Regions from separate parts of the Homo sapiens genome. Here region 1 is linked to region 2. A link is an interaction called in ENCODE POLR2A ChIA-PET data of the cell type or tissue named here. Cell type or tissue: PC-9. All regions are shown on one strand. Each heading gives the region's core, and the rest is flanking DNA. Links, peaks and the distances in the headings are about the cores only. Region 1 overlaps FN1 (fibronectin 1). Region 2 holds the start of LINC00607 (long intergenic non-protein coding RNA 607).

The links. ChIA-PET counts read pairs that join two places held together with the same protein. Peaks named below come from ENCODE experiments on the same cell type or tissue, not always from the same donor. Only the 100,000 strongest peaks of a DNase experiment are listed, where the experiment ranks them.
Region 1: POLR2A ChIA-PET joins it to region 2 with 13 read pairs; 2 of 35 experiments call an interaction of 5 or more read pairs at or near these places.

The regions. Positions count from the first base shown.
Region 1 is chr2:215,397,913-215,413,463 of GRCh38, forward strand. It overlaps FN1 (fibronectin 1), which reads right to left. Exons shown (of 46, transcript NM_212482.4): 14 at 12,022-12,202; 15 at 11,651-11,827; 16 at 10,386-10,514; 17 at 10,196-10,285; 18 at 9,215-9,409; 19 at 8,326-8,598; 20 at 6,477-6,743; 21 at 1,345-1,439. Among named protein-coding and RNA genes, the nearest start is that of FN1-DT, 30 kb to the right of the region's middle. RefSeq lists a silencer at 12,974-13,268. In PC-9, for the core only: no CTCF peak of the experiment used is centred there; no DNase peak of the experiment used is centred there.
Region 2 is chr2:215,843,211-215,858,761 of GRCh38, forward strand. LINC00607 (long intergenic non-protein coding RNA 607) reads right to left here and starts at 326. Exons shown (of 10, transcript NR_037195.1): 1 at 116-326. In PC-9, for the core only: no CTCF peak of the experiment used is centred there; a DNase peak (open chromatin) is centred at 8,011; H3K27ac peaks cover 734 bases.

The DNA.
Region 1 (15,551 bases), core at 762-8,761, 450 kb before region 2:
AGGCTATGATTATGCTTTAAATAGTGTAAACTCTTCAGAAACTGCACAGTGTACTTTTATTGGGAAATGATTTGGGGACTCTTTTATATACTTTAGCTGGAAATTCCCCCAGGTGGGGGAGGTATCTTCCAAACTGCATTAAGGTGGCTTGTAATGGAAGGTTCCAGAGAAATGTCATTACATACTGTTTTGCTTGATAAAGAATCTCTTGTTACAAACCAGACGTATACAGGGACTGTGGGTCACATGGTAGTTCATTTCTATTTTTCTGTGTGTGTGCTAGAAGGAATGTCTGAGCTCTCCCTTTAACGAGTTATTCACATTCAATTAACCTTTTAGTTGCCATTTAAAGGCACCAGCCCCTGTAGCAACTGTATTGCAAAAACACACCTTTTGAAGAGATATGTACATAGCTTCAACTGCAGGATGATACATTACAAGAGAAGAATTAGAATAACTATGCCCATAATTTAAAATCCTTTTAAGATTCTATTTCAAAAACTTAGGTAACACTGTTATCCAATAGTGTTCAACTCTAGAGAGATCCTTCACACATCATAAGGCTTCTGAAAGTCAGCATGACATTATTAAGGGAATTAAAAGGTATACTGGCACTCTTCAGAAAGTTCTTCTATATTTGAGTAGCATAATCATAAATATGGCCATTTACAAACTTTATCTTTGGTGTATTTTTTTAAACGATCAAGGGGATTGAGTCATGATTTCCAGCGATAACAAATATTTCTCTCTTCACACTAAATGCCAAAGAATGGAATTCTTTTAAACATATTCATTTGTATTCACCGCTTCCCTAATATCATTACTTTAAAGAAGATGAATCCAGATATCCACAGGGAAACCTTAATCTTAACTTCTATTAAGAGATTCACCCTCAGTGCTTTGAACAGTTGGAGATGAAACTGATTGGATGAAAATGCGATTTTTAAGTGACTCTGAGTTTAACTGGTCTCCCTAAACTGGCTTTTGTGAACTTGTTCACACTCATTTAGAACAACACATCAAATAAAGTTTTCCCATGTTTTTTTGAAATGTAATTCCCTGCAGGAAAGGATAGAGAAAATAAGATAACAATAAGCAGCAGCTTCGTGCTAATGTTTTATCCTTTGCAAAACACTTTCGCAGCCTCCATCTACCCTTCCAACAATTCAGTGAGGTAGGCAGGGAAGGACTGTTAGGCCCTGACAATGTAGTCAAAGATGTATGGACAGAAGCAGGTGACAAAACCCAGGTCTCCTGACTCCTGAGCACCCTGTTTCCACTACATGGGAACCACAAGGACAGCTCAGGGCTGTATCACAGAGATTAGGAACATCTGCAGTTTACCTTAAAACCAATTCTTGGAGCAGGCGTCCATGTGATCACAATGGTGGTCTCAGTCACCTCGGTGTTGTAAGGTGGAATAGAGCTCCCAGGCTGCACTGTGAGAGAGAATCAATGCACATATTCAAAACTCAAACTCACAGATGATTGCATAGCATATAGATAACAAGTATTTTTATGGAGAACCTCAGTTTAACCAAGCAGTGGATAGAGGATGTAACATATTTTTTCATTGGGTGAGAATTGGGAGAGGATCAGGCTTCTCAATCTTTAATGTGCCACACACATCATCTGGGGTCTGGCTAAAATGCAGATTCTGTTTCTGGAGGTCCAACAAAAAACTAGGGAGTTTGCATTTCTGACAAACACAGATAATACCAATTCTGCTGGCCCGTGAATGATACCTGAGTAACAAGGGGTTAGATGTTTGCTAAGGTGGTCCTTTCATTGAAATTATATAATCTAATTCATGTCTTTTTATGATTGTTGGGATTTGACTTTGATGACAATAAATTTCCCTATATCGTCAGTGTAAAATCCCTTATAAAATGTAAAACTGGCCACCACAAACTGATTATCATATTGTTTCTTAACCATTAATTTAAGAACAATGGTAAATTATAGAAGGTGATCTAAAAACAGCTTTATGCTGGGCGGGGATCGGTGGCTCATGACTGTAATCCCAGCACTTTGGGAAGCCGAGGTGGGTGGATCACTTGAGGTCAGGAGTTCGAGACCAGGCTGGCAAACATGGTGAAACCCTGTCTCTATTAAAAATATGAAAAATTAACTGTCATGGTGGCTCATGCCTGTAGTCCCAGCTTCTTGGGAGGCTGAGACACAAGAATCGCTTGAACCCTGGAGATAGAAGTTGCAGTGAGCCGAGATCATGCCATTGCACTCCAGCCTGGGTGACAGAATGAGACTCCGTCTCAAAAAAAGAAAAAAAAAAAGCTTTACGCTGAATTATTCCACAATAATGGTCAGCTATTTTTGGTTGCAATAAAAGATGCTATATAAAAGTTAAACAAAATCTGCCACCATGGATGCACTTTGAAGTCTAAAGATTTGTACTTTAAATACGTGATTATTCTTTCAGAATAATACTGCAAAAATTTAGTATTTTATCACCAGAATCAGGAATTATAACAAATTTATTTTGCATTTTCTAGCATCCTGACATCACTGTTATTTTTCTTATTGAAAATATTACTTTGGCCAGGCGCAGTGGCTCATGCCTGTAATCCCAGCACTTTGGGAGGCTGATGTAGGTGAATCACTTGAGGCCAGGAGTTCAAGACCAACCTGGCCAACATGGTGAAACCTTGTCTCTGCTAAAAATATAAAAATTAGCCAGGTGTGATGGTGGATGCCTGTAATCCTAGCTGCTTGGGAAGCTGAGGCAGGAGAATCACCTGAACCTGGGAGATGGAGGTTTCAGTGAGCCAAGATCACACCACTGCACTCCAGCCAGGGTGAGAGAGCAAGGCTCCATCTCAAAAAAAAAAAAAAAAAAAAAAAAGAAAGAAAATAAAATTTTACTTAAACAATTTTTTTTTTGAGATGGACTCTTGCTCTGTCACCCAGGCTGGAGTGCAGTGGCGCAATCTCATCTCACTGTAACCTCAGCCTCCTGGGTTCAAGTGATTCTCCTGCCTCAGACTCCCAAGTAGCTGGGACTACAGTTGCCCACCACCACATCCAGCTAATTTTTGTATTTTTAGTAAAGATGGGGTTTCACTATGTTGGCCAGGCCAGTCTCGAACTCCTGACCTTAGGTGATCTACCCACCTCGGCCTCCCAAAGTGCTGGAATTACAGGCATGAGCCATCACACCTGGCCAAAAAAAAAAAAAATCTTATTTTTAAATAAAAGATTTGTTTTGGGTTTTAGCACCAAAAATAAGAAAGAAAGAAAGAGAGAGAGAGTGAGAGAGAAAGAAAGAAAAGAAAGAAAGAAAGAAAGAAAGAAAGAAAGAAAGAAAGAAAGAAAGAAAGGAAGAAAGAAAGGAAGGAAAGGAAAGGAAAGGAAGAAAAGAGAGAGAGAGAAAGGAAGGAAGGAAGGAAAGAGAAAGAAAGAAAGGGAAAGGAAAGGAAAGAAAAAGAAAGAAAGAGGCATGTATATATAAAGTTAAGATAGAGATTTCCAACAACCTTGCAAATCTTATTATAAATGTAGAAAGGTAAGATCGCAGAAGGCCAGATATTTTGAGTTGGGTAAGTTTAAGTTCAAGGGTATCAAGTGTGTTCATAGCTCTGGTCACATGTTTGACATCTCCACAATTCTTCCTCTCTTTACATCTCAATCAAATTTTGTTCCCATTGGGAAAAAACCTCTGAATGCATTTATACTAAATTATGAATGGCTGGCAAGACAAAGAATTAGTCTCCAGAGTTATACAAACAGGGATTAAAAAGTGTTCAGACTCCAGTCTCAACTCAACTCCAGTCAATTTTTTTTTCTTTGCCATGTGGGAATTTAGAATCAACATCGCAATTCTCGCATTTTTTTTTCAGTCTGGATTCTAAGGAGCCATTTTTTATTTTTATTTTAAAAATATTGTGTGAGAAAAAGCCAAATATATGTGTGGGCCACTTCATAATGATAGCTCTAATGGCTGAATTGAGGTACTACTGGTTTAGTGGGCTGTTTCATCTATGTATGTTATTATTTTGATGGTGTTTGGTGGGGGGTGGGGGGACATGACTGGGATGGGTGACCCGATGCCTTTTAGTACCTCTGAAATTATACACCACTTGACTGCTGGTGACTGTGCCAAAATGCCATGGCCAGCCCTGTGTGACCATTTTTAATGGCCCACAAAAAACAATTCAGAGAACAGTCAGTTTCTTTCACTGAACATCTGTGAAAACCACAACTTTTTTTACAAATTATATTCGCCTCAACTGTCCTGGGCTTTAAGACTAGGTATTTTCTATTGCTTGAGCCAGCCACCTAGAGTCTTCCCAAGTTTAAGATGATGCTCTCTGCCTGGGAAGGCCATTATGGGAAAATCACCAAACCACAAACCCACAAACGATGTCAAACAAAGGATGTGATTCTAAGTGTGAGCTATGGGTTCTGGCAGGTCTTGTTAGGGAAGAACAGCCCAGCTGTTAAAGAAATAAAATTTGCCCTATCAATATAAGACTAAGCTGAATTTTCCCCAGAAACAGCTTTTTCCCCTAACTTTTCTCACATTTGCTCTTAAGAATTTAGCACAAGTTATAAAACTCAGAAAAGTTACTCCCAGAATTCAGCTTAGTAAGATAGTAAAAAACTACAGAAATTTAGTAATTTCAAAAACATGCAAGCCTTGTGGATGTTTACAGCCTTAGGGAGTGCTTAAAGTTCAAATGGAGTTGTAGAATACCCTGCTTACATTAGTTTATTTAAATATAAGCTTCATTTAGCTGTTTTTATTATTATTCCTTTCTCAATTATCTATTCACCAAATAGTTTTTGAAAGCATACAATGTTCCAGACACTATGTTAACCTTTATCTAATAAAATTAGTTTTGGCTATCAGTACTTCAGTTAAAATCATTATATTTTATATGAATGTATTATGCAAAGCATAAAATAATATATCCAATATATCAGTCTTCAGAAGTACTTGAAATATCTTGGCCCACCACCTTCCCTTAATTATTGTTAGCATCATTAAAAATGCTTTTTCTTTTATAAGCACTGTGTTCAACAAAAGAAACTACATAAAATATGTCTCATGTTAAGGAATGAACAAGACAACTATAGAATTCTACATTTTAGTAAAAGACGACATCTACTGAAAGGGCGCATTCACTGAAATCTCCATTCTAATTCACTGAAGGACATTTATAAGAAATGAATATTTACAAGAAATATAAAGACATTAATTTCATGAGAGTAGATCTTAGACTATCTTAGAACCGTGTAAAATTTTAGCCAAATTTTCAAGTAAGCTTATTTGCAAATTAAAAGTGAATTTTACTTGCTTACGATTAACTATTATTTAGGAAAAAGCCTTCATGAGCCAAACTTCATACAGTAAATTTAAATGGAAGTAAGTTTTTCTTAAAGTATGAATTCTTATGGGGAAAAGTTTGTATTTTCTTTGGGAAATCAATTCCATAGTTATTTACAAACTAGGCTTGTATGGACTTTTTGAATGCTTTTTAACATCCATACTTTTAAATTAGTCGAAGAGTAACATTTGTTGAAAGCTCTTAGAAAATTGCAAACTAGTCCATGGTTAGAATATATGCTGAAAAAGTACTTATGTTAGGTGCTTCTATAATTCAAAATGTCGAGTTGAAAATAACAAATGATGTTCAGCTAGAAATAAGGAGTCTCATAATTCTCTGTAATGTAAATGGAAATGTATTTAATAGGAATCGGTTTGTGAATAGAGGTTGTTATTGTGATGTAGATATGTGGGAGATTTAAGACCACTTCCTTTAAAATGTTGAGCAAAAGGATAGACATGACCAAAAATTATTGTTAGTATTTTTCTCCTCTGAGGAATTTCAAGAGTAATTTAAGAAAAGAGCGATTCCGTCTGCAAAAGTACTTTAATCTTCTGCAGCCAACACTCATAAAGAAATCATTTCCTTGGCTTCATGTTCAATTAGTTGGTTCCCATTCAATCCATAGATATTTTTATTCTGCATTTATAGTTACTATTCAATGCCCAAAGTAATAGAATGTAGACATAGGTGCTAATTTTTTCTTGCGTTAACTAGTGTTTGGTAAATTCATTTAATGTAATCGAATTTAATTTTTCTAATAACAGACTGCTTTAAACCCATGTTACTCAAAGTGCTGGCCCTAGAGGAAAGAGCGAGCTTGGCAATGTGTGCAAATTAACACACTGCTTCCTTCATCAAGAAAATCTGGCTTCAGAAAAATTCTCAGCTGTACTAAGCAGTGTGCTTTGTGATTTACGTTCTGGCACAACCGTTTTTCTTGTTGCAGACTAGCAGCAAACAATTAACGGGCCAGCAGCCAGTCTATGGAGCACATTTTTAGTATCACTGATTTAAATTATGTACTAATTTTTTAATGTTTTTTTTGTTTTGTTTTGTTTTGTTTTAAAGCATGAAGAATAGAGAATGTAAATATAGTTAAGAAAAGGCACTTAATTTTCAGCTTACGTGTGGTAAAGACTCCAGTGGCTTTGGGGCTCTCTTGGTTGCCCTTTATGGCCACGAGGGATACGGTGTACTCAGATGCAGGCTGCAGATTCCTCAGTGGGTACTTGGAGACAGAGGGACCCACATTGTACTGCCTGGGCTGTCCTCTTCGGGTAAGGCCCACGGTCAGTCGGTATCCTGTTATCTGGGCCCGAGGTGGAGTCCATCTCACCAGGACAGTAGAATCAGTTTCATTGACAAACTGGAGGTTAGTGGGAGCATCCAGTTCTAGGAAAAAAGATGAAACATGCCAAGAAATATTTAGATCAGTAATGATCATAACTCAAGTCCTGAAACTTGATTGAATGTCTAAGTTTTCTCTCCTCAAGGTTGTAACTATGTGAAAGTCAAAACCCTGGAAAAACTGAGCCAGTAAGAGATTGAGTGCTACACAAAACTTTGCCAAAACTCTGCCAGTCATGAGAAATTGTGGAACCATTTTGCTTGACTGTGATCCTTTGGGAAGTCTAATTTTCCAGCAAGACTTTCGCATCAGTCTCAGAAATTATAGTTACATTAAAGCAATGGTATTTTTAAAAAGGCAAAACAAACACTTCTGAAGTTCACAGTTAGCTCTGAGCCAAACAGATTAAGGAAAAAGGGATATGCCTCCTAAAATGACAGCAAGAAGAAGCTCTCTATGGGTCAAAAGCAATATTCTGTGAATAGCCCTTTGCTAGAGAAATAAAAGTTATTTTCACATGGTTCAGATTAGACAGTAATTACAGTAATGATAACGTATCCTCAGATTCATGGTAGGATACTGGTGAGTTTGCACTATCAGAATCACATAAGTTGTGGAGTTTATTCTTGAGAATAATAACCAGCAGTTTTCCCACCGAAATTTAAATTACCTTTCAAATAGAGGAAATCTTTAAGAGGCAGTCGAGTATAATAATTGAGAGCATGGGCTTCGGACATAGGTTATAGAGCCAGCTCTATCCCTTCCTATCTCTGTGACCCTACAAGTTGCAGAACTTTTTTAAAGCCTCAGTTTCTTTAAGTATTCAATACGGATACTAGTAAGACCTTCCGGCTGGGCACGATGGCTCACGCCTGTAATCCCAGCACTTTGGGAGGCCAAAGTGGGTGGATCACTTGAGGTCAGGAGTTTCAGACCAGCTTGGCCAACACAGCGAAACCCATTTCTACTAAAAACACAAAAATTAGCAGGGCATGGTGGCACACGCCTGTAGTCCCAGCTACTCGGGAGGCTGAGGCAGGAGAATTGCTTGAACCCAGGTGGTAGAGGTTCCAGTGAGCTGAGATGGTGCCACTGTACTCCAGCCCTGGCGACAGAGCGAGACTCCATCTCAAAAAAATAAATAAATAAAATAATAATAATAAGACCTTCCTTCCTAAGGTCAAAACAAAGAGTAAATATGAGAATAATGCTTGTAAAAACTGAGCAGATAAGCTGGTGGCTAGTAATACTAGACACTTGACAATTGCTATTGTTAAATGAATTCTACTCTAAGTGTTATGATCCTGCATTTTAACTTTGATCTAGATATATTTAGTTACACGAAAAATGCACTCAAATTAGATTCTCTTCAGTTCTCCCCTCTTAGTACCCTTCAGCTGGTACATGTATTTTAGAAATGGGTTACCACTTAGCATCCATGGAGCTTGTCTGAGTTTTGTTTTCAAGTTTAATGTGCTTTGTGTTCACTATGCATTCCCTTGCCGGCTGGGTATTTCCCTCTCTCTAAGCCATACACCTCTGAGTGAATGGTTTACTGCACTTTCTCACAGGCTGCAAGTGAGGGTGGAGAATTTGGAGGGGAGATAGAGATAGGAGAAGACATACTGGTTGTCTGTTGAGCAGTCAGAGGCTTGCTCTCCCTCCCATGGCTCACTGCAAAGACTTTGAAGTAATAGGTGACCCCAGGGGACAGCCCGGTGACTTCTGCAAAGGTGTTCCTGCTGATGGGCAGCCTCTGCCCGTGCTCGCCAGGCAGGTTGACGGGGATCACATCCACACGGTAGCCGGTCACTGCACTCTCAGGCGGTGTCCACATGATGGTGACCTTCACGTCTGTCACTTCCACAAACTGCAGGTCCCTGGGAGAGGGCACTGTATCTGACAGACAAGAGTCAACTGGTCATTCACATTCTCTGCTGAAGATTACTTTTAAGAAGCCAGTTTCTTGGATATGTTAGGCAGTTCATTGAGCCTCTCATTCGAGAGTTTTGCTAAGTTTTGTCTCTTAATCAGATCACATTTTCATGGTCCAGTCATAGTGCTTAAATTATGACATTTGAACCTTTTATCTAAAATAGGTAATAAGTGAGTTACCAGCATATGAAGTGTCATATGGTGGTGGGGGGAGAGGGTTATAAGAAAAGATACTAAAAAATTTTTTAGAAAAAGCCTTTGAAATAACTGCAGAAAATAATGTAACAGTTTTTGTTTTACTGAATCATTTTATAATACTTAAGAATCAAAAATGAAATGACCCTTAAGCTTCTAGGGGAAAATTTGTAGATGGACGTTATGGTGTCAGTTTTTAATCAGAAAGGCCAGTAGCCAGCTTTGATAAGTTACTTATGACATTTCAGCTAAATATCAGAAGTTTAGGGAAAAACTAATATATAAGATTTCTTGAATGAGAGGACTGTTGACAGAGACAAAACAACCCTCCTTCAGGAACAATCCTGATAAGATAACATAGGAAGTGTCTTCTTAAAAAAGTTACCTGAGCGTGGGGTGCCAGTGGTTTCTTGTTGAATGACAACAGGTGTACTTTCTTGATTTTCTTCCACAGCATAGATAGTGATGTTATACTGAACACCAGGTTGCAAGTCACTGAGGGTGACGGAGTTTGCAGTTTCAGGAAGGTTGAGTTCTGTGCTGCTACCTTCTACTGATGGCGAATAGACTATTCTGTACCCTGCAGATTCATGAGCAAAAGTAAGATGCACTGTTTTCTTTGAGACAGAGGCTTAGAAACACCATAAATCCTCCCTTTTCTAATATCCCTTAGCATCTTGCTTGATTAGTGAAGAGCCAGTGATACTTTTTGACTCTTTGAATATTGCCACTTCTTCTAATAATGACTATTCAGCACGAAGATAAAATAAGAACAGTCATGCGAACCTTTTTAATAATAAATGTCATCCTTGAAGACCTGACATCCTTAATAAATGTCAATTAGAGATGCCATTAGGTGAAAATATTCATGTTAAGCTGATTTTTCCTCTTTGAGCTCCAGACGAGGGAAGCAATTAATGAACCAGCCTAAGCAGAGTTGTCTAGCACTGTGTGTGTCTTTTTGGAACTTCAGTGATGAGGCAGTTGAATCACCTAATGAGCTAAGACGACAGCTCAGCTTTCTCCTTAAGGATAAATCTTAGAGCAACGTTTTCAGGAAATTACACCTCTTCAACCCTGGGAACACTTGCTTTAATAAGCCAATGAGCTGGCTTTACAGGTTGTGTGTATGTTGTGGTGTGTGTGTATAAGGGAGTTGGTGAAATGGTTTCAAGGGGAAATGTGCCATAGAAAATAACTCCCCCACCCCCGCCACACACACACACACACACACACACAAACCCCTCTCCCATAAATTATATTGGAGATTTAAAGTGATATGCAGGTCCGCAGTCAGAATCTGCGCCCTCCCTGCTGATGTCATTAAGATTAACATAGCAGCCAAAGAGGGGGACGCTTAGCTGACCTGTGATGGGAGCCTGGGGTCTGCTCCAGCGAACAACAATTGAGGTGTCATCAACTTGGTCCACAGTCGTGTCAGGAGGGGCATCAGGCGCTAAGAAAGAAAGAAAGTGGGGCAAACAGTCAGGAAGTGCTACTACAGGCCTGTGTTTTACAGAAAAAGATTCTTTTAACACTATGTAGCACACATGTACCTGTTGTTTGTGAAGTAGACAGGATCAAACTCTGCTCCCCATCCTCAGATATCTGATAGACATTTACAATGTATTTTCGGCCAGGAAGCAGGTCAGGGATGTTCACAGAAGTGGCTGTGCTTGGAAGATCTTTGAAATGAAAAGAAAAGGTAACTAATCAGAGCAAACTAGTCCCTCAAATGACTCTACAGCTTATAAGAAGGATATTTTAAGAATTATATATTCATAGGGAAAAGCGACTAGAAGGTAATGTGCTAATAGCTAATCAGTGATTATTATTATTATTTTTACACAGAGTCTTGCTGTGTTGCCCAGGCTGGAGTGCAGTGGCACAATTTCAGCTCACTGCATCCTCTACCTTTCCGGTTCAAGCAATTCTTCTGCCTCGGCCTCCCGAGTAGCTGGGATTACAGGTGCACACCACCACACCCGGCTATTTTTTTTGCATTTTTATTAGAGATGGAGGTTCACCATGTTGGCCAGGCTGATCTCGAACTCCTGGCCTCAAGTGATCCACCAGCCTCAGCTTCCCGAAGTGCTGAGATTATAGGAGTTAGCCACCGCACCCACCTAATCTGTGATTATTAATGTACTATGGGAAAACACCACTTCTTGTCTTTCTCCTTTCTCCTCCTCCTCCTTCTTCCTTTCATTTTTCCAACTTTTTTTCTAAAGACGTATAATTTTTGTAATCGAATGCCAAATTTTTAAAAATAGCTCTCTGCAGTAAGAGTCAGGGTAGTGATTATTGGCGGAAGATGATGGGGTGAGGGTAGAGAGATATTCTTTTCCTTGATCTGGGTGCTGGTCTTGTGGTGTGTTCACTTTATAAGAATTCAAATTCACTGAACTCAGTGCTTACGATGGCACACACTTCAGTGCGCCAATGAAGTTTTTTAAAGGCCCCTCACCATAACAATTTGAAAAGTATGAGTGACCGTACTGTGCTCACATTGTCAGCTGCAGTCCTGGTAATTACTTCCACCAAGAACACAGCTTTTGCTGTAGGAACTTGTGCACAGGTAGGCGCATGATGCAGCTGGCATCAGGGACCAGGAACATGTGACAGTGGCTTGGGAAAAACCCGGCCACTTCTTAGAAAGAGTCAGTCCTTCCCTTCCTCATGCCAGAGGGTGGTTTGTTCAGTCTGAGCTGTCAACCAGTTCCAAACCACAGATACCACCTGCCTAGAGGCCACCCACCCCCACAAGGAGAGTTTTCCAGCAGCTGCCCTGAACCTGTCTTGAGCGACATATTGAGCTTACCCAGGTACTGTGGCTCATCTCCCTCCTCACTCAGCTCATATTCCACCCGGAATCCCGACACGGTGTCGGAAGCTGAGACCCAGGAGACCACAAAGCTACTGGCTGTGATTTCGGTCACAGATTCAGAAGTGGCCACAAGAGGAGAAAAGGGAGTCGTCTCTCCTGTCACGGTGTTGCCTAGAGAGTCACAGAAAGGGGAAAGTCAGCCTTCAGTCATCTAGAAAATTTACCGTCCTCGTCGCCAACATCATTTTAAAAAACGTTGGTGCCCCTCCTGGAAGAATATGAATTGAGAAGGAAAGCATTGCCTCAGGAGAGCCTAGCTCTAGGAACCTCGGGGGTAGGAGGCATGAGGGTGGTTGTGTACATACTGGTCACAGGTGTGCTGGTGCTGGTGGTGGTGAAGTCAAAGCGAGTCACTTCTTGGTGGCCGTACTGCTGGATGCTGATGAGCTGGCCCTCGTATACCACACCAGGCTTCAGGCCTTTGATGGTGTAGGAGTTTAAGTGGCCTGGTATGGTAGCTTCCTTCCAACGGCCTACAGAATTTTTCTGAAAATTTAAATTAACACACACACACACACACACACGTGTTTACAAGGATGAACATTTGAAGATGATGTTCAGTAATCTTCAAAGAAAAATGACTTAAGCAGGACTTAGGCAGCTCCATTCTAGAGGAAAATCATGGAAAACTGGATTCCCAATGGTTATATCGTTAGATATAGTTAGATATAATGCTAACTATTGTTAACATCAACAAACTGCTGCAGTTTACTTACTGATACCCATACTCTGTGCTGTTTACCTACATTCTCCCATTTAGTCTCCATATCCTTCTGATGATAAGGCAATGGCATTGTTGCTCCCGTTTTACAGACGGAAAAACAGAGTGATATGTGATATGCCCGGGGTGACATAGTTGCAGACACTGGGCACCTTCACTTTTTTTTTTTTTTTTTGAGACAGAGTTTTGCTCTTGTTGCCCAGGCTAGAGTGCAGTGGCTCAATCTCAGCTCACTGCAAACTCCACCTCCCAGGTTTAAGCGCTTCTCCTGCCTCAGCCTCCCGAGTAGCTGGGATTAGAGGCGTGTGCCACCATGCCTGGCTAATTTTATATTTTTAGTAGAGATGGGGTTTCTCCATGTTGGTCAGGCTGGTCTCGAACTCCCGACCTCAGGTGATCCACCCGCCTCGGACTCCCAAAGTGCTGGGATTACAAGCGTGAGCCACCACGCCCACCCACACCTTCACTTTTACCAAGTTAATTGTGTTATATCAGTAACATAATATGATGAACCTAAGCTTTGCCTCTCTCACTTATTTTTTATTCCTACCACAAACAGATATATTCCTCTCTGAAGTACAGAAATGCCAATGCCATATATTTTATCTTTTAACTCAGTGGGATACAATTCAAGTTTCTTGTCCTGAAAAAACAAAGGCAGAATGTTGCTTTGTGACTCATCATATACCAGGTTCAACGAGTCTGGTTTTGTGACTCATTCTTGGATATGAGCTACCCCATCAGAAGTGGTTACCCAATTTTGGACAAGACTACAGAAAAAATGCAATTTTGGTTTATTTAATCTTTTGCTTCCAGTTTATATTTCACATCCTGTTCAGCTTCATTAATATGCCATGGGTCACAAAACTCAGTGCAATAAAATGTGTATGAAAGAAACACCCTTCAGAAAAGATGAGACTCTTTCAAGTGTAAATACTCTAAACTAATATAAGTCAAAATATATTTTTTGTGCCCAGTGATTTTTAAAAATTACCCAGTCAACCATTTCCTCAATAATTCAAATACTCAAGTGTCCATTTATATTTTTGGAATAAGCGAGAGTGATCGTAGTACTCTTCACAGTGAAATTTTAACTCAAATACACTGTGGAAAATTTTGAAACCAGTCATTGCAATTAGCTCAAATTTAGTAATCATTTTTCAACATGAGCTTGTTTGGTTAGTTATTACAAGAAAATAACAGAAAATAAAGTCTCAGGTGGCATCCATTAGAAAAAACCCTGAATTTTTGTAATTGTTAAAAATCTCAAAAAATTCATCACTGCTGCTTTTTGAAGACTTTCCAATTCAATGTACTTTTTTTTTTTTTTTTTTGAGATGGAGTTTCGCTCTTGTTGCCCAGGCTGGAGTGCAGTGGCGTGATCCTGGCTCACTGCAACCTCCGCCTTCTGGTTTCAAGCGATTCTCCTGCCTCAGCTTCCCGAGTAGCTGGGATTACAGGTATGCGCCACCATGCCCAGCTAATTTTTTTGTATTTTTAATAGAGACGGGGTTTCACCATGTTGGCCAGGATGCTCTCGATCTCTTGACCTCGTGATCCGCCCACCTTGGCCTCCCAAAGTGCTGGGATTACAGGCGTGAGCCACTGCGCCTGGCCCAAAGTACATTTTATACCACTTTTAAGTCTCCCATTGCAATGGTCTCACATAATACTTTGGATATCCTTAATTTTAAAGTAAATAAAATTAATGATGTAATAAGAAGATGAGAGACTAGAAGATATTGGATGCACTGATGCTGTTGATTTCGATCACTGGACATCAAGTTCTGCAAATGGCCAGATTATGGACATAGGGTGAAAGAAGAAAAAGAATGACTTTTCTTTTTTTTTTTTTCATTCACCATTTGTTAAGCAGTGTGCCAGGTGCTGAAGCATTCTAGACTCTACGGAGACTACATTGAGCCAATGAGAAAGACACGATTCCCCTCTTTAAGGGAATCTGTTTCCATTTTCTATTATTCTGGTCTTGCCTCCATGTAGACAACATGCTTACACCTCTATTTGTTTCATTTGTCAACAATAAGTCATATTTACAGAGTCTTTAATATGAGACTTGATGATTTATTTATATATTTATTTATGTTGACACAGGGTCTTTCTCTGTCTCCCAGGCTGGAGTGCAGTAGTGCCATCTTGGCTCACTGCAACTTCCGCCTCTCAAGCTCAAGCGATCCTTCCGCCTCAGCCTCCCAAGTAGCTGGGACTACAGGTGCATGCTACCATGCCCGGCTAATTTTTAGCCACTGTGCCCAGACAAAGTTGAGGATTTAGCTCAATAATACCACCCTTTCCTTCCAGAATCTTGGACATTCCCAGTGTCTGACATTTGTATCATTATATTTGTTCTTCTTGTGTTTATATTTGTAATTTAAAGTATTATATTAAGTATCTTTTTTTTTTTTTTTTTTTTTTACTTCATCAGCTTTTGGTACCATCTCTCAATTCTCTATTTTGAAAGATAAAGCTGTTATCTCCTCTCTTCTCCACCTTCCATATCCACCATTTTTCATGTAAATGTTTACTTTTTATTTTGTCTTGAAGTTGCAACCAAGTTTCCATGACACATCTATAGACCGATCGCATCATGCATTAGAAATACATTCTTTTCAATGAGTCTAACATCATGACTGCTGGGTGGATCAAAGTTTCCAGAATCAAGGTTCAATGGAATTATTCCTCTTTGTTTTTATACCTTAATATTGCTGCATTTTAGTTTGCTTCGTATAGGAATTATTGCCTTATAATACACTTGGGGGTTTTTTGAAACAGAATCTCGCTCTGTTGCCCAGGCTAGGGTGCAATGGCGCGATCTTGGCTCAACTCCCTGCAACCTTTGCCTCCTGGGTTCAAGTGATTCTCCTACCTCAGCTCCTGAGGAGCTGGGACTACAGGCGTGCGCCCCCAAGCCTGGCTAATTTTTGTATTTTTAGTAGAGACGGGGTTTCGCCATGTTGGCCAAGCTGGTCTCGAACTCCTGACCTCAGGTAATCTGCCCGGCTTGGCCTCCCAAAGTGCTGGGATTACAGGTGTGAGCCACTCTACCCAGCCACATTTGGGTTTATTATACATTCCTCCACCTGATTGTCATGTTGT
Region 2 (15,551 bases), core at 4,598-12,597:
GAGAACTTCTCCAACCACCTTGCACAAAATAACACTATCTTTCCCAAGCACTCCCTACTTTCCTTACTTAATCTGATTTATTTTTCAACATTGTACTTATTTTCATTTGACATACCTTCTATTTGTGTTATCTGTTCATTGTTCATCTTCCCCATTTGAATAGAAGACACAGGAGTTCAGAGACTTTGTCTGCTTTCTTCACTGCTGTCTCCCCTGCACTTAGAAGAGTGCCTAGCATGTAGCGTGCTCAGTTAATACATATTGAATTGATTAGTTAACTAGCATGAATAGAGAACTGTTTTCTTTTCCTTCCAATTCCTGGATTCAGTAAAATCCTATTCATTTAGTAAAATCCTACTTGTCTTTAGTCTCAGTTTAAAGGTCACCTCTTCAAAAAGCTATACCTGACTCACCCTAGAGAATTTGGTTCCTCTGGCGTGTGCTCGTGATACTTCATTTGCTGGATGGAACATGAGTGAATGGAGTGGTGGCATTCCTGTCGGCCTCCATCTGCCAGTGTGTCATATTTCCACCTCTATTACTCATCATGGTTCTTCTGGCAGCCAGTGACTAAACCAAGTCACACAGCCAACTTGCTTTCAGAACATGAAGTTCCACTTCAGTATTAGGCTACTGTTGAGTCTCCCCCTCACTCCATCCCAGCTTGTACTACCCAGCCCTCCTCCTGGCCCCAGGCAGGGAGCTCATTCCACAGTTCTTCACTCTTTCCCCTGACAGCCCGACAATTCCTCCCTTCACCTTCCATAGGTCTTTTCCCATGAATTTCTTAAATGAAACATAGTGAGGTTATTGTTCACTATATTGGCTTGCTTATAGACATTTTAGAAAACCTCATATTGCATACTAAGATAGTCACTTAGATATGTACAAATATGGCATTTGAAATGTTCCTACAGAATTCTGGGCAACAAGCTCATGGTCCCTAAAATGATCCACTGTGAAATCAATGGTGACTTAACACTTTTTATCTCCAGTTCTTTTGCCAGAAGCATAACATATTACAAGTTCAACAAGAGCCACTTGATGAGCATGGTAGCCATGCCTGTAACCCCAGCACTTTGGGAGGCCAAAGCAGGAGAATCGCTTCAGGCCAGGAGTTCAACATAGCAAGACCCCATCTCTACAAAAACAAAACAAAACAAAACAAAACAAAAAACCATTAGCCAGATGTGGTGGCCCGCACTTGTAGTCCCAGTTACTCAGGAGGCTGAGGCATGAGGATCACTTGAGCCCAGGAGGTCAAGGCTACAGTGAGTTAAGATGGCACCACTGCACCCCAGCCTGGGTAACAGAGCCTTAAGACCCCATATCAAAAAAAACAAAGAACATTTACTTAACCTCAAAATCCGTCTCTCTAAAAGAATAGTTCATCAATGAATCAATCATTCAACATCTAATGTGTACCCAATGTTGGGTTATATGTTTCTCTTATTAGAGGAAACCAACACATGTGAAACAATGGACAGTGTAGTGGACATCACATGATTTGTTCTGCACAGAATCTGTTTTCCCTTCTGGTTTCCCTTCGGGAAAACACATGTCTCCTCCACTCTCAGTCCACTTGTTTTGGGTAGAATTGAACCTATGTTCAGTGTACGAGTAAACAGCGATCCAAGCCTGGCCAGTCAGAGCATCCCAGCCATGGCCACAGTAATTGGCCCAGGGATGGGCATATAATCCAAACCAACCCAATATGAGTAGATTCAAATACAGTATAGTAGTTAAGCAGAAGACTACCTGGGTTCAAATCCTAGCTTCACTAATTACCAGGTGTAAGAACTTGGCAAGTTATCTGCTCTTTGATGGCTCCAGTTTCTTGGGTAGGAAATTGGGAAAATAATTTCTAGCCATAGGATGGTGAGACAGTTTAGGTAAGACGATAAAGGCAAAGTGCTTAAAACCATGCTTGGTACATATTAAACTTTCCATGAATGCTAATCAACTCCATTTTTGGAACTTTTATGAAAGAGGATCTTTCTTCTGGGGCCATCTTGCTAACACATGGCAAGAGCCTGCCTAAGTCAAACCATAGAGGAGAAGCAGCTTAGGAGAAGTGATGAATCCTGGCCACATCAATTGAGTCCCAAGATCTAGATGTGCCTGATATCAACTACCCCCTGGACTTTTTGTTACGTGAACAAATACATTCTCTTTTTTTCTGAAGTAGGTTAATTTGGGTTCCTGACTCTTGCCTGAAAGAGCTCTGCCTAATACAGGCAGTGGTTCTAGGCAATGTGTAATTAAGCGCTAAATGGGTTTCATAAACAGCAGAAGAGAGCAGAATGAGGCAAGTTCAATATGGGCTACTGTAAGTAGTGAGGACAGGGATGGGGGGAGTTCACCCACCTCAAATTCTGCCAGCTCTGGCAGCTGTGTCAGAAAATATCTGGGGAGTAATTGAGATATCATTGTCCCAGAAGCAGTATATTTGTTGATCAAAGAAAACTCACCTTCTAGAAAAAATAATGCCATTACAGAGGTTTTTCTTTAGCACAAATCTCTCGCCTCCCCTCATAGCTAGAATCTAGCACTCTATCTTTTGTCCATGTGGAAATGACAACTTCCAAACCTGCAAAAATGACTCTTTCCAATAGAGTGAAGAAAGGCCTTTGGTTTTGTATCTAATAATCATGTTAGCTGGATGTAACTGACACTTTCAGAAACGACAACTTCAAAGTGATTCCTTCCAGGAAATTAGAAGGCACAGAAACCATTGCCTTATCCTGAAGTTTCCATCCAAGGCTCCGTGGGCGCCTTTAGCCCTGAGTTCAGGGAGCTGTCCCTCATCTGAAATTGTGCATGTTTACTGTAATCCTCCTCTAGAGTTTCCTGGGAGGAAATTCATTTAACATCCCTCCCTCGACCTTTCTTTTTGAGCAATTTGGTGTATCCACCTCTCAGCCTTTCCTTGAAGAAATCCAGCTATCTATCCTTTTTTCTATGTTGAAAATAAAAGAGAATCTGTCTTTTTCACAATGCGGTGAGCAGGTTATATACAGCATGACAAAAGCATCATTTCATAGGCCTACGGTTTGAAGTTGATAAGAGGTTTTCAGGAACAAAGGGGTATTTCAAGTGAGTGAGCAAGACAGAGAGAGTGAAAGTGAGAGTAACAGCCAGTCTCACTTCTTCCAAATTACTTCCATTTTTCTCAGGGAACAGTCATCAGAGACATTCTCATTTAGAAAATTCATTACAATTTTATTACCTAAAAATTGCTCAACACATACCAACAACCATAAAGGATATACCGAAAGTGGAAATGCCCACTGTGTTACTCTTAAGGTTAGTATCCGTTGCCAGATTCACCCTTGCTTTATTAAGGTTGCAATATTTAGCTTTTGGGTTTACTAAACGAAAGAAAGAAAGAAAGAAAGGAAAAGAAAGAAAATATTAGAAATATTTGGAAAACGCCTTCTAAAAAGAAGATGTAAAGACAATAGATCAGAGAATATCAGTGGTAGCCAGGATTTCACTGTTTATTTCTTCTACACAAACTTTTTTTTTTTTGGAGAAGAGTCTCGCTCTGTCACCCAGGCTGGAGGCTGGAGTACAGTGGCACAGTCTTGGCTCACTGCAACTTCTGCCTCCTGGGTTCCAGCTATTCTTATGCTTCAGCCACCTGAGTAACTGGGATTACAGGCGCACATACCTTTTAAAAAGCAGACCACAAACAAATTTATATGCACAATTCTCTGCTATTAATACAAACAACAAAAATGTTGGAATCTACCCTCGAGGAAGGCTCAAAAGTGATTATTCGTGAATGTCGTGAATGTCTTTGTCACCCGCTCATTTCTGGCAGTGGTGCCAAGACAAAAGCCCTGAGCTCCTCTCCACTCTCCGTTAGAATTATCTCCCTTCTTCTCATGGCTATTGCTCTAATGGCTGTAGGTTTGAACACAGATTAAATGATTTTCTCCTTGACTTGCTGAGTATGGATAAACTGGAAGGAAGAAGGGTTGAAGGAGAGTCTGGTAAGAGGCCTGTGATGCTTGTAGGCTGCACAGGCTTGAAGCAGGTCAGCTGCACTGTGGCGGCTGATGACATCCTCCTGGAAGGATGCTCTGCCTAACATTCAGTAGCTCTTGCCTGTAACTGTGACGCCTAAAGCTAAAACAACATAGGGCTAACTGCCTGACTTTTCCTAGGCCTGAGACTTTGAGCATTGACAGTTTAAAATAAATTCATCCAAGACTAGAAATGCTATGAATGTACAGGTGTGATTAGGCACAATTAAAAGGAAATGAAATGGGCTCTTTCTCACCAGTTAATTAAATTAAATATAAATTTAATTTAGTTAAATTTAGTTAAATTAAGCCAAGAGTAAATCCCCTGTACTTTCTTCTCAGATCCTGTAAAGACACTTTCCACATCCTCCTCATTGCAGTTTTGAGACCATCTGGGGTTGCCAGTATCCTTCGACTGATGTGGGACCAGTAAATCTCAACTCCACCAAATCCAATGCCCCCTTTTAACAATTATATCTCTTTTATCGTCATGAAGTAGAATCCATAGGTAGTATATCCTATGATATGGCTTGGATGTGTGTTCTCTCCAATCTCATGTTGAAATGTGATCACCAGTGTTGGAGGTGGGGCCTAATGGGAGATGATTAAGTCATGGGGGTGTGTCCCTCATGAATAGCTTGGTGCTATCCTCACAGTAACAAATAATTTCTTATTCTATGAGTTCATGCATTATCTACTTGTTTAAAAGAGACTGACACTTCCTTCCTCTCTCACGCTCCTTCTCTCTTGCTTCCTTTCTCTCCATGTGACACATCTGTTCCCCCTTTGCCTTCTGCTATGAGCAGGCGCTTCCTGAGGCCTCACCAGAAGCAGAGGCTGACGCCACGCTTCTTACACAGCCTGCAGAACCGTGAGCCAATTAGACCCCTTTTCTCTGTAAATTACCCAGCCTCAGATATTTCTTCATGGCAGTTCAAATGGACTAATGTACCCTATCTACCAACTAAAATTTTAAAATAAATAAACATCACGAGTAAACTGAAATATCAAGGAGACATACGGGGAAGGTCATTTAGAATATATTATCACAGCTGCACTAGAAGACATCTACAGTTGTCAGACACTGCCTTTCGTCATAAAACTAGAATGCTACTGTGAATGCTACTGATGCCTTATCCCATGAGCATTTGGAATGCATCTGAAATGGTGCACTTCTCATAGTCAAGGTCCAAAGAAAACAAAACACAATATTTGTAGTTTACCCAATAATTACACTCTTGGAAAATTCAGTGTATATTAAAACTATACAGAAAACAGTTTGCTTTCATATGTTAAATAGAGTTCTGCTTTAGACTCAGATAATTGCAAACATGCTTCTCATCTATATGAAAGTTCAGGGAGTTTAAGTTGTACAGGACAGCGTGAAGCAGGTTCACTGTGCACTGGTTACCACTTCAGCCCACTGAGTCTTGGGCTGCACTTACACTACTTGCCCAAGTCTGCTCAGACAAAACATTCACTCACACAAATTACATGAAGTTGGTTTATTACTCACAGATAGGTGACAAGGGTCACCAGAAGCCTAGGAGTCATTTCAAGCCTGTCCTCCAGGGCTCAGGAAAGCTGCCTGGGGTGGACGGAGTCTCATCTGCATGTGCCCCCTTTGTTGAAGGGCCTCAGCACGCAGCCCAGTCTGGGTTTTATACCCCAAGATAACATGACACACTGGACTAAAGCATTTAAGGATATCCTGTTTTCAGGGGGGACTAGAACAGAGAGTCCAGGCTATTCTGGCTGGTTCCTCCCTATCACAGAATGTTGCATTCCCAACACATTCTACAGTTACTCATAAGAACTACAAGGAAGAAAGGAAGGAGAATTGGGTCAGTCTAAGGCCACCCAGAGAACCATCCTACAGACAGGGGACAATACTTTGTTCCATAGGATAAACCTCAGTGTTACAGGACATGTGGCCACTGGCCTCTGGCAACCATTGTGACACCCAGTCCCTCCTCTCAAACACACAAATCTCCAAAATGACATCCAGGATCCATACCCTCCATCTCCCACTGGGGACATTTTGGTGATCTCAACGCAGTTCTCTAATAAACTCATCTCTGCTTAAAAATAATGAAAATCTTTATTCCTATAGGAGATGGAAACTTAAATATCTGTTCTAATCCTTTTGTTTGAAAGAAGAAAGCTGACAGGATTGTTAAGTTATGTCATACAGTGACACAGTGGCACATTCAGAGCTGGAACTCAGGTCTCCTAAGGCTCTCCTGAATCCTATGGTCATTCCCGAGTTAAATGTTGACTGTGAAAATCATCATTTCTTCAAAGAATCACTTTAAGCAGCTGTATTTTATTTCACTAAGTTTACAAAGTGCATTACTTGTTATTGCTCCTTCCTCACACGCCACCTCTACCTAGAAAATTGATTCCGCAATGACCATGAGTAATTATCGATCATGTAAAAAAGCAAGTCAGGTACTTGGCACAAAGTCACCCAGTAATAGGGGCCAGTTTCCTTTTGAATCCCTCAGTTGGTGACACAGGATGGTATTAGAGTTTTGGAACCATGCAGAAATTGTTTTTGGTAATTTTCAAGACCTTCTCCCACTGCGTGAGTTTTGAGAATCTTCAAAACAGTCGAGTGAGGTTAGTATTTTTATCCCCTTCACAAATAACGAAACAAGTCCCTGAGAAGTGAGGGAATTTGTCCAAGGTCACGTAGCTTACAAGCGAAAGGTCAGAATCTTAGCCCAAGTCTCCTTATCTCCAAAACCATATCCCTTCCAGTAATCTGTGCTTCTTATTCTCAATAAATATGCATTCCCTCTCCTTCATTTTCATTTCCTTCCTGAGGTGGTGTTCTATTTATTCTTTTTCATTTATCGGTCAAACCAGACAAAAAGAGAAAAATATTAGCACTCCTGTATATCTACAAGATAGAAGTATTTTTAATTAGTAAAACGGGATCTCCTTCATTTGAGATCCTTTGTTTGTGTTGTTAAATAATATGGCTACTGTATTGCTTAAGAAACCAACTCTAACTTAAATAAATAAATAAAAAAGAAATCAATGCAAGCATATTGGGATGTCTTGTGGAATCTAAGAAATAGTGGGCAAGCCAATTCTCAGAGAAGTGGAACAAGGAGAGCCAGGGACCTTGCCAGCAATGGTCCCTGCATCTTCTCTTGCAGGCCTGGGGTCTCTGTAGGTGTGATCCCACTTCCGACCACTCCTGGTTTCTGTGTCTGTCATTTCAAGTTTGAATCTTCATAAGCATTAACCTGAATTACCCTTCTTGGGACCAGTCACTTAGGACCAGTACGTAAGGTCAAGTAGAAAACAGCAGCAGCTGGGAGTCCACTCCTGTGAGAAAACCAGACATTTCTCAGAGGAAAGAGACAGGACAGCCAAATCATTCATTGTTTATACAACAGAAAAGGGCAAAGATGAGAACATGTTAACCAGGAAAATCATCGAGACTTGATGAAAGAAAGATCAGATACAAATGTACGGAAGTCTAAATATCTAGGTTTCAATTAGATATTCAAAGATGAAACAAAGCAGTCACTCTTATGTTTTGTAAAAGTATCCTCTATGTAAAAGACCTTTAAAAATATAAGTGTGATCTAAACAAAACCATATCTGAGGCCCAAGATGAACTCTGAGCTCTCAGCCAATCACTTAGTATCTTTAAATGCCTTGTATTCATAGGTATGAGCTGTCTTGTGCCACCTCCACCTCCTTCTCACACCCCCATCAAACTGCAGAATTTATCTAAAAGGAAAGAGACATAAGCTAGAGTGTGGAGCAATGAGGGAGACACCACAGGCCAAGGAAAAAACCAAGACAGGATCCTGGAGAGGTGGCCTAAGACACTGAAGTCTCCAGATCATTTTAGAAGGTGACTACAAATCCCCACTGGGTGGAGAGGAAGCTGAAGGTGTCTAGTCACTTACAGATCAATAGTAGGTGCCCATGAAATACTAACTGACTGATTGATTGACAGCTCAGAACCCGCTTTGGTGGGAAAACAATATTCAACGTTATTTTTAGCCATTGGATAAACTAGCCAGCATGTTGATTCACTGCATTTTTCATTTATGATCTAATTGTTTTGGCATTACATAGTCACATCCATAGAGCATTTCAACCTTGCAAATGTGTTCATTTAATTTTCTTATTTCCAGGGGCAGAGTGTGCCTACAAAGCTCATAAATATTAATGCTTGGATCATACTTTTCCCTCTCAATCCCTCTCCCCCCATAGGTATTACTGAACAGCTAATGGGAATACATAACACTGTGTAATTACTTTTTGTTTTTAAAAGTAAAGGTACAAATTCAGGTGTTTGCGCTAGAAGCAACAATCTAATTTCTCTCGTAGGCCTATATCTCATAGTGCCACACATTCATGCAAAGAACAAGCTTAAGCTCACATTTAATAACTCCAAATGAGTTGTTTGGCACCTTTAAATAGAAAATTGGCATATAAAGGACCCCAGGGGTAGGGGGAGGGAAAAACCATCTATAGACTTTTTTCTCCTTCCTGCTGTCCCTTTCAGAATAAATTAGGGTCTTTTATTTGACTCACAAACCTACTAGGGCTACTGCTGTAACAGTGCTTGTAATTTGTCCTTGATGTATGTACCTAACACAGTGACAGTCTTTAGACAATAAAGAAGAGTCAGAATATTCCTCAAAGTAATTAGATAATTCCCATTTGCAATTCTGATATCACCTTCCAAAGCATCAAAGAGCTCAGGCTGCTGTGTACAGGAATATGCATCACCTTATGATGTTTCTGCAATTACTATTTATATTCAATGGAGACTATATACACACCTCTTTCCCTTTGTCTCCCCTCACCCCCACCCAACCCTACTGATCTTTCAAACAGTCATCATTCATACAAAGAGGTTTAATTTACAAGGAAAATAATACAAATACCACATTTGCAAATAACTTACAAAAGGTAAGTCTAACAAAAGACCTAATCTCAGCCAGTTCATTTCTTTAATGGCCAATGGAGAGAGAAAGTACAGTAAGGGAGACCTCGCTTCTCAGCAACTTAAGCCTGATGCTTTCCTGGGCTGGACCATTCTCAGAATGAGATCACTCAAAAGAGTTCGCTTATTCTGGAAGCATAGTGGATTCTCAGCAAGAAGATCTCTGATCACACTGCTATAACAAAATACCATGCATTGGATAGTTTATAAACAACAAACATGTACTGCTCACAGTCCCAGAGTCTGGGAAGCCCAAGATCAAGGTGCTGGAAGATTTGCTGCCCAGTGAGGGCCTGCTTCCTGGTTCATAGCACATTCTCACTGTGTCCTCACATGGCAGAAGGGTCAAGGGAGCCCTCTAAGGCCTCTTTTTTAAGGGCACTAATCCCGCTCATGAGGGCTCATCCTCATGACCTCATCACCTATCAAAGGCCCCACCTCCTAATACCACCACCTTGGGGGCTAGGGCTTTTAACATATGAATTTGGAGGGGCCACAAACATTCAGACTATAGCCATCTCTCTCCTTAATTTCCCTACCTTGCCTGCCCAAGCTTTTGTGGTCTCTCTTTCAAGCCCTCTTCCACCATTCCCTCAGTTGCTCTTCTTTGAGTCAAGCACCTTTGTACCAACCCAAAAAGCATGCCCACTACGGGTGGAGCAGTGCCCTCACAAGTCGTTACCTTGACTGTATTGCATTAGAGAGCTGGAGAGGAGGGTGAGAAATGCACACTGATCTCAGAGAAGTTTGTCAGTTCGTATTTCTTGGCCTTTTTTTATCTACTATGATATGTCTGACAGAAAATGTCCATACACGTGTTACCTCTTCATCAATGACTTTTGTCTACTTCCCACTGCTTAGACCACTTAAGTTGCCAGCCATGAGTTATGTGCAAGCTAGCTCTACCAATACCCTTTTCTTTCCCATTGAACCAGAAGATAAGATGGTAGGGACCATCAGCAGAATAGGACAGACACAAATACATTAAAGTATAGTGGAACAAAATAAGTGGATATATATTTATTATAAACAATGGCAACTTTAAATAAATACTGATAATTATGGACACATAAGAAGGATCCAAGCAGTGGGAGAAGGGTGGATAAAGATAGTGGAAATCCCTTTATGAAAACCCCAATCGAGATGGAATAAGGAACCTTACCTACAGAATGTTTAAAAAAAAAATTCTAACACTTGTTAGAGGGAATTTATCCAAAAACGGCCTACTGCAATGAAGTTTTGTAGTAGGAAAAGTGGGGATTTATAGCCCAGGAGCAGGATGGGGGTCAGTGGATGGAAAACTGCTGGTATGATTTAGCTCTGTCCTCACCCAAATCTCATCTTGAATTGTAGTTACCATAACCCTCCACTTGTCATGGGAGAAAGCTGGTGGGAAATAATTGAATCATGGGGGCAGTTTCCTCCATGCTACTTTCATGATAGTAAGTTCTCATGAGATCTGATGGTTTTATAAGGGCCTTCTCCCTTCATTCAGTTCTCATGCTTCTCCTTCCTGCTGCCATGTAAAGAAGGACATGTTTGCTTCCACTTCCACCGTGATGTATGTTTCCTGAGGCCTCCACAGCCCTGTGGAACTGTGAGTCAATTAAACCTCTTTCCTTTATAAACTACCTAGTCTTGGGCAGTTTTTTATAGCAGCATGAGACTAGACTAATACAGTAAATTGGTACCACAGGGAGTGGGGTGCTGCTGTAAAGACATCCGAAAATGTGGAAGCAACTTTGGAACTGGGTAACAGGCAGAGGTTAGAAAAGTTTGGAGGGCTCAGAAGAAGACAGAAAAATGTGGGAAAGTTTGGAGCCTCCTAGAGACTTGTTGAATGGCTCTGACTAAAATGCTGATAGGAATATGGACAATGAAGTCCAGGCTGAGCTGGTCTCAGATGGCAATAAGGAACTTGTTGAAAACTGGAATAAAAGTCACTCTTGCTATGCAAAGAGACTGGTGGCATTTTTCCCCGGCCCTAGAGATCTGTGGAACTTCAAACTTGAGAAAGATGATTAAGGGTATCTGGCAGAAGAAATTTCTAAGCAGCAAAGCATTCAAGAGGAAGCAGAGCATAAAAGTTTGAAAATTTTTCAGTCTGACGATATGACAGAAAAGAAAACCCCATTTTCTGGGAAGAAATGCAAGCCCTGCAGAAATTTGCATAAGTAATGAGGAATGTTAATCACCAAGACAATGGGGAAAATGTCTCCAGGGCATGCCAGAGACCTTCATGGCAGCCCCTCCCATCACAGGCCCCAAAGGCTATGAGGAAAAAATAGTTTCATGGGCCCATCCAAAGGTCCCCCTGCTCTATGCAGCCTCAGAATATGGTGCCATGCATCCCAGCTGCTTCGGCTTCAGCTGTGGCTAAAGAAGGTGAACGTACAGCTCAGGCCATTGCTTTAGAGGGTGCAAGCCCCAAGCCTTGGCAGCTTACACATGGTTTTGGTCTGTGAGTGCGTAGAAGTCAACAACTGAGGTCTGGAAACCTCCATCTAGATTTCATAGAATATATGGAAATGCCTGGGTGTCCAGGCAGAAGTTTGCCGCAGGGGCAGAGCCCTAATGGAGAGCCTCTGCTAGGTAAGGTTGAAGGGAAACATGAGGTCAGAGTCCCCACACAGAGTCCCCACTGGAGCGTTGCCTAATGAGGTTGTGAAAAGAGGGCCAGCATCCTCCAGACTCCAGAATGGTAGATCCACAAACAGCTTATGCTATGCCCTTGGAAAAGCCATAGACCCTCAATTCTAACCCATGAAAGCAGCTGGGAGAGGGGCTGTACCCTCCAAAGCCACAGGGGCAGAGAGGCCCAAGGCAATGGGAGACCACCTCTTTTATCAGCATGACCTGGATGTGAGACATCGAGTCAAAGGAGATCATTTTGGAACTTTAAGGTTTAATGCTTGCCCTATTAGATTTCACACTTGCATGGAACCTGTAGCCCCTTTGTTTTGGTCAATTTCTCCCATTTGGAATGGGTGTATTTACTTGATGCCTGTACCCCCATTGTATCTAGGAGGTAACTAATTTGCTTTTGATTTTACAGGGTCATAGGCAGAAGGGACTTGCCTTGTCTCAGATGAAACCTTAGACTTGAACTTTTGGTTAATGCTGGAATGAGTTAAGATATTCGGGGACTGTTGCAAGGATATGATTGTGTTTTGAAATGTGAGGATGTGAGATTTGGGAGGGGCCAGGGGTAGAATGATATGGTTTGGCTGTGTCCCCACTGAAATCTTATCTTGAATTGTAGTTCCCATAATCCTCACATGTCATGGGAGAAACCTGGTAGGATATAAATGAATCATGGGGCAGTTTCCTCCATGCTATTCTTGAGATAGTGAATAAGTTCTCATGAGATCTAATGGTTTTATAAGGGGCTTCCCTCTTCACCCAGCTCTCATTCTTCTTCTTCCTTATGCCATGTGAAAAAGATATGTTTGCTTCCCTTTCCACCATGATTGTAAGTTTCCTGAGGCCTCCCCAGCTCTGCAGAACTGTGAGTCAATTAAACCTCTTTCCTTTATAAATTACCCAGTTTCAAGCTGTTCTTTATAGCAGCATGAGAATGGACTAATACAACTGCTAAGAGGAAGCATCAGGGGTAAGGAAGATTCTGGCTCAATAGACTTAACAGGATTCTTGCTGAAGCCAGGAAAGGATAGTCAGACATCACCTGGGGGATGGTGATATCTGATGGCTAAACCCACTTACTAGGATTCTTGCTCTTGAAAATAGGCCCAAGGACAGGACCCAGTAGAGAAAGGGCATAGAGACCACAGTTTAATTAAGAAAAGGGTCTTTGTCAGTAATCACCCATTCCCACCTAAAGGGTTTTATTCTGAAACGCTTCTCTGCTCAAAACTTTCAAACCATTGTTCTTTGTCTCATGATAAAACAGGAGGTATTGTTTTGTTCTGAAATATAAGAATGGAAACAAATTAAAATGTTATGCCAAAGCTCAACTGTGCAGGGAAGCATTTCTATCATCTATGAATGCATGTTAGGTGGACACCCTGCCACATGCTTTTCCTGTGGCATGGCCATGAAAAGCTGACGATAGGAACTTGGCACTGGCAGCTGAGGGGTTGATATCACTATTTCAGGGCCACCCTGAAAACAGCACACTTAATTGGTCAACTATTTTTCCTGCTTCTACCACATGAACTGATGGTATTACACACGTTTCAACTTACTCCACACTGTGCCAGTTATTGCAAATGCATCACAATAAAGGGGTTTTGTATGAAAATACTTGAAACTATTTAAAGTACCTGTAAACACACGCATACTTGTTTTGTTACATTTTCTCCAATTGTAACCAGGGGCCATGTCTGTCTCTTTTTTCTCCATTGTTTTCCGCCTTCCGTTATGCATTAGAGATGAATTTGTATTGCATTGTGATTCCTTCTTCACCTAAAAACTATCAGAATTGTATTCACCCTAGTGCACTGTGCATAAAGCAGTGTTTCTCAAAATGTGATCCATGGAATGGTCTGTCGCAAGCTTAATATTTTTGCAGGTAGAATATCATTTTAATGAATACCTTCCAACACTTGATTTAGAAGTTAGCACAGTTAGCACCCTATGTTAGCACAGGCTGACACAGCTTTGCCCAGATGGCTACTATAAATTGTATTTTAGTGTTAACTATATGTTAAATAGATTCATTTATAGGGCATATTTATTTAAAGATGTATTTGTTTAACAACAATGAAAATCATCTTTTTAATCCAGAATCTGTGCCAAACTATATATTTCAAATATGATAGTTTAGAACTTTTTAAAAAAGTATTGGAATTGCATTTATCTCTATGTTTTGTTGGTTGTTCGTAAAGGCTGTTTTGCTTTTTATCCTGATTTCTTCATCACCAATATTTCTTCATATCTTAGAAAGTGAACTGATTCCCTTTTCTCACTTTTCCCTTCTATCCTATCTAGCTCAGCATATGGTGTTATCATTGTTTGTTTAGGTAATGAATTTTTCCAACTTTATCGTCTCAAATCAGATCTCAGGTTTATTCGTGTTTGTCCCTTAGGTCCTGGGAAATATAATGTACCATTTGGATTCTCTGAGAGACAGACACTGAGGGGAAGGTAGGCAAACAAAGGGTTTATTAGGGGGAAGCATCCATGAAAGAAAAGGAAAGAAGGCAGGATGGGACAGGGGAAATGGTCAGATGGTGACATACATCTGATAAAGTCACTCTCTGCCCAACAGGGAGCAAAGATTGTCTGTTAGAGGAGTCAGTCCAATTTTGGGATGGAAATTCCATCAAATCATCCTCGTACCACTGTCTTTCTCTGTCGTTTTCTGCCAACTTCCCCAGAAGAGCAAGACTGCATTGCAAAAAGCTATAGATCCTCAAGGAACTACCCACTAACCACAGTCCTGTGGCAGCAACTCCTTTCTTGAAGGGGGATCAGAGTGGTGCATCTCTGTGTCTGCCACAGAAAAGATTCTATTTAAATTAATTATTTATTTTTGTAGAAAGACAGTGGTCTATGTTGCCCAGGCTGGTCTCAAACTCCTTGGTGCAAACAATCCTCCCACCTCAGCCTCCAATGGTATTACAGGCGTGAGCCACTGAGCCTGGCCTCTATTTTATTTTAAACAAATGACAAATCATCAACACAGAATTTTGAAAAGAAAGAGAAATTCTAAGACTAATAGATTAAATATCGCATCAGGATACATAAATACATACATTGCAATATCATTATTTAGTTTTCCAACACCATACACAAATTTACAAATCCATATATCTGACTTGTTAATATGTGCAATCATATTTTGTTCATATAAACATTTTAAAATGCACAATGCTAGAAATCCAATGGACAAGCCATAAATTGGCACAAAAGAATGGAGAAGAAAAACACAAGTTCTTTACATACAAATATGTGTTTTATTTGCAAAGAAAAACTTAATTCCATGTAGATATTATAATTAACATTTAATAATATATTTATTAATATAAAATGACACACTGGTATTGGAAGAACATGTAAATACCCAACATCTAGCATTTCACATACATAGAATATTTGGGAAGTGATTGGTGCAGTGGAGTGGGAGAGGGGTTCAGTTTATCTTAAATAGTTTTATAGAAAGTACACATTTATTTTTAAGAATTCACACAGCAAAGTATTGGACACATAAATCTTCAGGCATTTCAAAATTGTTTTGAATTTTTAAAAATTATGTAATAATTTATACTGTGTTTTATATTTATGGTTTTTTGTAAGTACTGTGGAAATTGGTGAGCATTAATTGTCCACAGACACCAGCTATTAGGGAACACTTATCATAGTTAATGTTTAACATCTGCATTAATACTACATGTACCTGTTAATTAACCCCCTTTGTGTGGAATGTTTATGGTGCATCACATTCTCTAATATTTTCCTCAAGATAATACAAAAGTTAATGAGAACCGCACATGTGCATCAAGAAGAGAATAGAGCCTTTGTCCTAATCTTATTAAGTTGCTCCAGATGCGATAATATTGTCCCATCTCCAAATGACT